2 separate regions of the Homo sapiens genome follow, and region 2 is linked to region 1. The links are chromatin contacts, found by Hi-C in ENCODE. All regions are on one chromosome and are shown on one strand. Each heading gives the region's core, a stretch centred on a gene start or an enhancer-like site at or near the end of the contact. The rest is flanking DNA. Distances are from core to core; before and after follow the strand shown. Region 1 holds the start of GTPBP6 (GTP binding protein 6 (putative)). Region 2 overlaps PPP2R3B (protein phosphatase 2 regulatory subunit B''beta).

Evidence for each region. Hi-C counts contacts between places; a loop is a spot of excess contacts on that map. Pooled maps may share reads with other maps.
Region 2: a map of endothelial cell of umbilical vein shows a loop between it and region 1 (10-fold over the local background). The contact joins the enhancer-like site here to the promoter of GTPBP6 in region 1. A Hi-C loop is called at or near these places in 6 of 168 maps with a recorded cell type or tissue (CD4-positive, alpha-beta memory T cell, Right ventricle myocardium inferior, endothelial cell of umbilical vein and 2 more), 1 of 37 single-sample maps with no recorded cell type and 12 of 50 pooled maps.

Annotation. Positions count from the first base shown.
Region 1 is chrX:316,883-321,162 of GRCh38, forward strand. It overlaps GTPBP6 (GTP binding protein 6 (putative)), which reads right to left and starts at 1,914. Exons shown (of 10, transcript NM_012227.4): 1 at 1,557-1,914; 2 at 32-169. The coding sequence starts at 1,905. It overlaps LINC00685 (long intergenic non-protein coding RNA 685), which reads left to right and starts at 2,263. Exons shown (of 1, transcript NR_027232.1): 1 at 2,263-4,280.
Region 2 is chrX:355,362-359,373 of GRCh38, forward strand. All of the region lies in intron 2 of PPP2R3B (protein phosphatase 2 regulatory subunit B''beta), which reads right to left. Among named protein-coding and RNA genes, the nearest start is that of PPP2R3B, 30 kb to the right of the region's middle. Within about 2 kb of position 2,455, at least 4 of the 41 ENCODE cell types and tissues checked have a DNase peak (open chromatin) inside an H3K27ac peak, as active enhancers do; they include endothelial cell of umbilical vein, where a contact is called at or near this core.

The sequences.
Region 1 (4,280 bases), core at 664-3,163:
TTGGGGAAGGAGCAGGTCTGGACGGACCCACCTGTCAGGTGCTCAAAGTTCCCTTTGCCAAAGATGAGCTTCCTGTCCGGCGTTTTGGTGGACACGACCATTGTCTGCACCACGGACCAGCCGTCCAGCGTGTGCACCAGCGCTGTGGCCTCCGCCACCTGCCACTCGGCTGCGGGGACACAAGGGCCACCGTGAGAGACGCTTCTGCCCGGGGCCCCCGTCCACACCTGCCCGGGGAGGCCTCCTCCTGCCCTTGAGACAATCTCCCCGGAGAAGGCACCTTGAGCCGCCGTTTGTCCCCCGATATGACTTCGTCCCCCCAGGGCCTCTAAGTAGGAATCTGACGGGAGAAGGACACCGGAGCCACAGCGGGACACGAGGGCGACCCTGCCTTACATGGAATTTGGGCTCCAGGCGGGCGCAGCAGGGAACCCGGGAGCTGCGGGTGCTCAGGGGATTACTGAGGAACCACCGGCAGGTTTGGGGAGTAGAGAGGCAAGAGGTCTGCGCGCTGTTCTGAGCAGTTCGGGGCTTCATCTGTTCCAGGAATTAGCCATTTTGGAAAACACCCGTAAAGAAAAACCACTCATCGACTACAGGAGCTTCCAAGGGAAAAATCAACCTTTATGAGACTCTGACACGTGCAGCGACTTATTCATTTGCATTTCCTCCTGGGGGGTGGGGGGTGGGACTAGACACAGATTGGTCCGCTGGACGCCCTCCCTTCCCTGACCTCAAACACACCGTGCCTACCTCTAACCCAGAGCAAGAGAAACGTAGGTCCCATCGGCGAGAACCGCCCCGGCCCACCCAACCCCACCCCACCCCACCCCACCCCACCCCACCCCACGGACCCCACGGGCCCCACCCCATCCCACGGACTCCACCCCATAAGCTCCGCCCCCGCACTTTTACCCCATAGGCCCCTCCCCCGAAGCCCCGCCCACGCACCTCCACCAATGATATCCTCCCCTCTTCCCCATAAGCCCCGCCCTTTCACCCATGGGCTCCTCCCCCGAACCCCACCCATGCACCTCCACCTATGAGATCCTCCCTTCAGAGCCCCGCCCCCGCATCACCATCCATAAGCTCTTCCCCTCAGAGCCCCGCCCCTCAGCGCCACGCCCTGGCATCTCCAACCATCAGACCCTCTCCTTAGAGCCTGGCCCCCTGAAGCCCCGCCCCTACGTCGCCACCTGAGCTCTTCCCCTCAAAGCCCCGCCCTGGGTCTCCACCTATGAGATTCTCAGGTCAGAGCCCCGTCCCTGAATCTCTACCTATGAGCCTCCCCAGAGCCCCGCCCTTGCATCGCCAGCTATGATTCTCCCGAGTCCCGCCCCTGAATCTCCACCTATGAAATCCTTCCTGCAGAGCCCCGCCCTTGCGCCTCCACCTATGAGATTCTCCCCACAGAACCCCGCCCCTGAATCTCCACCTATGAGATCGTCCCTTCAGAGCCCCGCCCCTGAATCTCCACCTATGAGCCCCCTCCCCTCAGAGCCCCGCCCCCAGGTCTCCAGCTCCTGTTTCTCCCCCGAAAGCCCTGCCGCGGTCACCTCGAGTCATCTGCGACTTCCCCGGGCCCCACTTGACGTCAGGGTGAACCAGACACACGCGCTGGGTCCCCGCCGGCAGCAGAGGCTCTCCCCGCAGCAGCTCCTCCTCGGCGTTCTCGTCCGCATCTTCCGGCTCCTCCTCGTCGTCTCCCGTGCGGCTTCGGCCGCCGTCCGCCCGCAGGCCCCGCCCTCCGCCCCACGGCCCCTCCAGATTCCCGGGGCTCCTGCGGCCGACAGCGGCTAGCGCGCGCGCGGGGCAGGACGGCGCGGCTGCCCGCGGAGCCGAGCGGCCGCGGCCCACGCGGGAGAGCCGCAGCCCCGGGCGTACGGCGGCCCGCAGGGCCCACATGGCGCGTCTGGAGGCTGAACGTTGGGGCGGGGGCTGCCCACAGGCCGCTCCTCATCACGTGCTCGTGATTGGCGTGCGGCCGGGGCTGGCTCACCAGCGCCTCTCCCCGGCACAGGCCGTGCTCCTCATTGGTCATCCGGCGTCACGTGCTAGTGATTGGCGTGCAGCTGGGGCGTGCTCACCAGCGCCTCTCCGCAGCATAGGGCGTGATCCTCATTGGTCATCCCTTGTCACGTGCTGGTGATTGGCGTGCGGCCGGGGCGGGCTCCCTAGCGCCGCGCCCCGGCAGGGCGTGCTCCTCATTGGTCGCCCCGCATCAGGTGCTGGTGATTGGCACGCGCTGCCGGCGGGGGAGGCGGGACCGGGCCGCTTCTTGTTCGGCGTGGGCGGCTCCTGGCAGACCCATCCCGCGGTGCAGCCGCCGGCCCGGTAGGCGCCAGGACCCCGAGCCTCGGCGGCGGCGGCGGCGGCGGCAGCGCTGCCTTCACTCACCTCGTCCTCGCTCCCGTCCTACCCCGTTCCGCGCTGGGTGGAGTCCAAGTCTGATTGCGAGAGTCCGGAACGCCGCCTCGGGGGCTTGACTCCAGCCCCGGGGATCGAGAACGGCGCCCAGGGGTCCCTACGTCTGCCTTGGGGGCTCGAGTCCCGCCCTGGGCGTCCGTGACGTCGCCCAGGGGTCTCCACGTCTGCCCTGGAACCTGGAGAGCCGCCGTGGGGGCCCCGGAAGCTGCCCCGGAGTCCCCACGTCTGCCCTGGGGGCTCGAGTCCAGCTCTCAGGGTCCCGGACGCCACCCAGGGGGTCCCCATGTCTGCTTTGGGGGCTCGAGTCCAGCCATGGGGGTCCTGGACGCCGCCTCGGCGTCCCCGCGTCTGCCTTGGGGGCCCGAGTCCCGCCCTGGGGGTCCTGGACGCCGCCTCGGCATCCCCGCGTCTGCCTTGGGGGCTCGAGTCCCGCCCTGGGGGTCCCCGATGCCGCCCGGGGGTCCTCACGTCTACCTTGGAGACTGGAGTTCCCCCGTGGGAGTCTCGGACGCCACCCCGGAGTCACCGTGTCTAGCCTTGGGGGCTTGAGTCCAGCCCTGGGGGTCCTGGACGTCGCCGAGGAGCCCCCACGTCTGCCTTTGGGGCTTGAGACCTGCTCTGGGGGTCCCGGTCGCCGCCCAGGTGGGTCCCCACGTCTAGCCTTGGGGGCTTGAGTCCAGCCCTGGGGGGCCCGGATGCCGCCCGGGGGTTCTCCTCGTCTGCCTTGGGGGTTGGGTCCAGCCCCAGGCGTCCTGACCACCGCCCAGGGGCCCCCACGTCTGCCTGGGGGCCTCAAATTCAGTCCTGGGGGTCCCGGACGCCTCCCAGGGGTCTTCATGTCTGCCGTGGGCCTCGAGTCCAGCCGTGAGGGTCCCGAATGCTGCCTTGGAGGGTGGAGTCCAGCTCTGAGGGTCCTGAAGTCAGCTTTGGGGGTTCGAACCCATCCATCCCAGGGGTCCCTGAGTCTACATTAGGGGCTGGAGTCCAGCCTTGAGGGTCTCCACTGCTGCCTTGGGGGCCTGGATGGGATCCAGCGGGTCTGAGTCCAGCCTCGGGAGCCCCTGCGGTGGAGCTCTGAGTGGGGCAGGGGCCTGGGAGATGCCAGGAGGATGAGAGCGGCGCCCCCCTGGTCCAGGGGACAGTAAGAGGCAGCCGGTCTCAGAGAAGCTACCCCAAAACTGTTACCCGTGGTGTGCAGAGCGTCCTGCAACCCCAGCCCTCACCAGGATTTCTTGCGTTTTTCAGGAAATCGGTTGTGATTGGCATGTTCCTTAAGCGTCTGCAGGAAGCCGAGGCCTTTTTGGTATTTCAGGAGGGGTTGCTAACCCCCCTCCTTGTAGGATCGGGGTATCCCAGCTGCTAATTCCCCTCCTAACAGCCCTGCAGCGCCTGGATTGGAGGTGTGACAGGTGGCATTTTTGGCCCGAAGTCCCTAGGCAGGACGGGTGGCTGTAGCCTGCGCGTTTGTGTAAATTAACCTCCCTTTTTAGTTCTGTGAAGGGAGAACGTGATTAGTTTAAAATCACCTGCGTGAAAGAGGCTCTTGATTAGTTTAAAATCACCCACGTGAAAGGGGCTCTTGATTAGCTTAAAATCACCTGGGTGTTTCGTTTTATCTCAGTTGGCCTCTGAATGTTTATCCTACAGCTTCCTGCAAGCTCCAGTCTACCTTCTAAGGGAATAACGGGGCTCGTCTTTCTACGTTACTTTATGTGGGAGTAGTTGTAAAACAGAATGAGGGAGACCGCGGGGATTGTGCGGAAATGTAGCCACCGTTTACATGTCGGGAGGCTGAGGTGGGAGGATCGCTTGAGCCCAGGAGTTTGACACCAGCCTGGGCAACATGGTAAGAC
Region 2 (4,012 bases), core at 1,205-3,704, 39 kb after region 1:
GAGAGCTGGACCGCGTTCATGAGACGGAAGCCTCAATATGGTCAAGATTCTTCCAAGTTCATCTGGAGTCAACAGGATGCCCATGTAATCCCAGCAGGCTGTCGTAGCAACGGAGGGACCGGCTCTAAAATTCACACGGTGGGAACGAACAACGGTGCAGCCACTCGGGAAGACAGCGTGCAGGTTCCCCAGAAAGCCGGAAGTGGAACTGCACGCGCACACGGAACACCACGCGATCCGGCCCTCCACACACGCACATGGAACACCGTGCTGTATATGCCACAAACGTCTCCGAGTTCTGTGCTCCAAATGGTTACGGTGGTGAATTCTGTTGTGTGAATTTTCCCATAATAAAAAAAAGTGCCTGCTGTCTGATTCTGTTTACATAAAATTCCAGAAAATTCCGGCTAATCTATATTGACAGAAAGGAGGCCTGAGGTAGCGTGGGATGAGGGCAGGTGCGCGTCAGAAAGCAGCAGAGAAAAGTCCAGCGCACGTGCCCGCTCAAGCGCAAGGATGCAGGGACGCCTATTGTCTTGGTGCTGTGGATAGTTTCATGGGTGGGTACAGACGTCAAAGCTCATTGAATTGTACCTTCCACACGCACCATGCATCCCACATCAGTTATATCTCAACACAGCTGCCCCAAAATGAAAAAAAGGCAAACTGATGAGAAAGAAACACGTAAGGTGGTCAACACGTACATCAGGGAAATGAGGAGTGCAGCCAGGACGGGACGCCTGCACACGCACAGAACGGCTAAAGGCAAAGCGTGTGGCCACGTGCCCGCAGGGGTCAACGCTGCTGCCTGGAAATGCGTCACTCAGGGCCACCCCGGAAGCAGGGTTTTTTGTTTTTTGTTTTTTTGCGTAGAGACACAGTCTTGCTCAGTCGCCCAGGCTGGAGTGCAGTGGTGCGATCTTGGCTCACTGCAACCTCCACCTCCCAGGTTCAAGCGATTTTCCTGTCTCAGCCTCCCGAGTAGCTGGAATGACAGGTGCCCGCCACCATACCTGGCTAATTTTTGTATTTTTAGTAGAGATGTGGTTTCATCATGTTGGCCAGGCTGGCCTCGAACTCCTGACCTCAGGTGATCTGCCTACCTCAGCCTCCCGAAGTGCTGGGATTAGTGGAGTGAGCCACCACTCCTGGGCCCTGGAAGCAGTTTTATAGCTTCTTACAAAACTAAACATGTGGCCACCAGATGAGGCAGAGCTCACCTCTGCGGTATTAATCACCTCAGGAAAATGCAAGCATGTCTGCGTAAATCAGTGCACAGACACACAGCAGCTTTACTCACAAGAAGCAAAAACCAAAGCAACCAGACGTCTATCAACCCTGGAACAGGGGAGAGATGGAGCACACACACAGCAGAAGCTACTCAGTGATAGAAAAGAAACTGCCCATACGGCCAGGGACACATAGTGAGCCCCACAGTATCCACACCCTGGCCAGCCACACGGGAGCCCCACGGTAACCACGCCTTGGCCAGCCACACAGCGAGCCCCACAGTATCCACACCCCGCCAGCCACACAGCGAGCCCCACGGTAACCACGCCTTCGCCAGCCACACAGCGAGCCCCACAGTATCCACACCACAGGACTTAATCAGTCCTCAACACACACACATAGCGAAACATCTTGCTGTACCCTGTATACACAAATATTACTTGTCCATTCAAAATAAAATTTAAAATAAAGATGCTGCCAGGAAGAAGTTAGAAACCACAGACAAAATGCTCCAAGAGTCCTCATGTGAAATTCTAAGAGAGGCAAAGCTACAGCGACCGGAAGCACATCTGCAGCTGGCCCGGGCCAGGGAGAAAAGAGGGGAATGATGAGGTGCAAAAGGAGGCACGTGGGACACCCGCGGCAGGTGACAAACGGCCGGTCCTGCCTATGAGGATGGATACCCAGGTGTGTGCTTTACCAAAATGGATCAAATTGTACACTTAAAATTGGTGAATCTTAGGGTGTGTAATTATATGACAATACAGCTGGCCAAACAAAAAACTATTCAATAAACTAAAAAAAATGACAGAAGGAAGTGTATGTAAAAAAGATGACCATAGATATTCATGAGAGAAAGAACTGAAATAATCTGTAACACTGACAGCTGCTTTACTGAAAGAGATATACGTTAGTGTGTAGCATGACGGATCAAGAAAGGAACCGGAAATAAATGATTCTGTCAAGAAAGTGTCTATGTATGATGCAGATACGATCAAGATTTTGTAAATCGTACAAGACAAGGAAAAGCTTTAGAGCAAGAAATTTCTAAGTTACGCAAAAAATTTTTAGAAAAAATGTAAATCATCAAAATAGTCTCCATAAATGAAAACCCTGAATTAGCCAACAACGTTTGAAGGAAATTAACAAAGAGAAAAGTGTGTTTTCCTGTGGGGGCAGCTGAGGGGGTGGAGTTTGGTGGAGGTGAAGGAGCTGATGACTCTGTCTCAAACGGCTTCAGAGAAAACACAGAGGAGTGACAATGATGAAAGGGAGGAAATGATGTATGAGATCAGCCCTGACTCACACAGACAGGAAGAACCGGGCCAGGAGAAGGCACACACGGACCTCGCTGCACGGCCACGGCTAAGATCCACGGGGGGACCCCCCTCATCAAACTCAAAGTCCCCTCAGACGTGAGTTCTCAAGCAGCCGCCGGCCAAAGTCCACCCGCCTGACAACACGCGTGTGGAGCTGTGACTCCAGGCCCTCATTCAGTCACTCACGCGACGGGGAGAACTCGAAACGGCAGTGACACCCCTACTCGTTCGTCCCCTGGGCCGGGGGCCCGGCTCACAGAAAACCGTCCCAAAGGCACACGATGGAGACGTGGACGGACATCTGCAGGTGGCGGCGAGCTGGGCGCCACCGAGACAGGCTCAGCAGCCTTGGCGGGGAAGCTGAAGTTTGCCTGCGGCCCCCACACACGCGGGACGCTCACAGGGTTCTGCCGCCACAGCGCAGGTGGATTAAGTCGCGACAGCGCACACCCTGCTGGCCTCTGCCCACAGTCACGGTGGGTGCTCGAGCACCATGCTCTCCGCCTGCAGGGCCGGGTCGGTGCGTGCAGGCACAGTGGGGCCTGTGGAGGTGTCTCTCGGACTCCCAGCGGTGCAGACGCTGCAAGCGACACAACTTCAGTCTCAGAGCTCTCCCCTGCCCCGCTGGGTCACACCCAGGTCACCCTGCTTCTCTGGGGCGTCGAAGACAACGACAAAACTTGCTTTTTACCACCAAACGTGACATCCAGCCAACGGACCAGGTTCTTTCAAGTCTTAAAGCCTCACTACCTTAGACGGCCACCAAGGCCAGTGCCGCTGTGCGTGGAAGCGAGGTGACACCGAGAACTGAGTCCTGGAAGGAAAATGACATGAAACGCGCACATGAGAACCAGGCGCCGAGGCGGGGAAGCACCGCGGAGGGGGGGTGGCCGCTGTGGGGGGCGGCACCACGGTGGGGGGAGGCGCCGTTGGGGAGAAGCACCGTGGGGATGAAGCACCGCGTGGGGAGGGGCGCTGTGGCGGGGAAGCACCGTGGGGACGGGCGCCCTGGCGGGGAAGCACCGCGGCGGGGGTAGGGGAGGGCGGGGCGGCGCCCTGGCGGGGAAGCACCGCGGCCGGGGAGGGGCATCGTGGCGGGGAAGCACTGAGGGGAATACATGGGTCCCATGCAGGAACCTCACTGGGCTGCGCGAGCGGCTTTGTAGGACCCGAAGCGGACGCAGCGCGTGAGCTGCAAAAGAGGTGTCTGACCCAGCCCGAGGCGCGCAGAGACCCTGTGGGTGGGGCCGGGCGCACTCCGCGAGGGTGAGTTCTCCACACAACGGAGGCTGTACTGAAAAGGATGAAGGTGTCCCAGCAGACGGAATGCCAGCAAAGAGACCTCCCAGTGAAGGAACTCTCAGAGATACCCCACAACTTCAAGAGCACCAAGGATAAAACGCGGAAGCTGAGCAAGGCGTGTTAAGTCGAGTGAGTCTGCCAGGGCACGGAGCAGGTGCTCA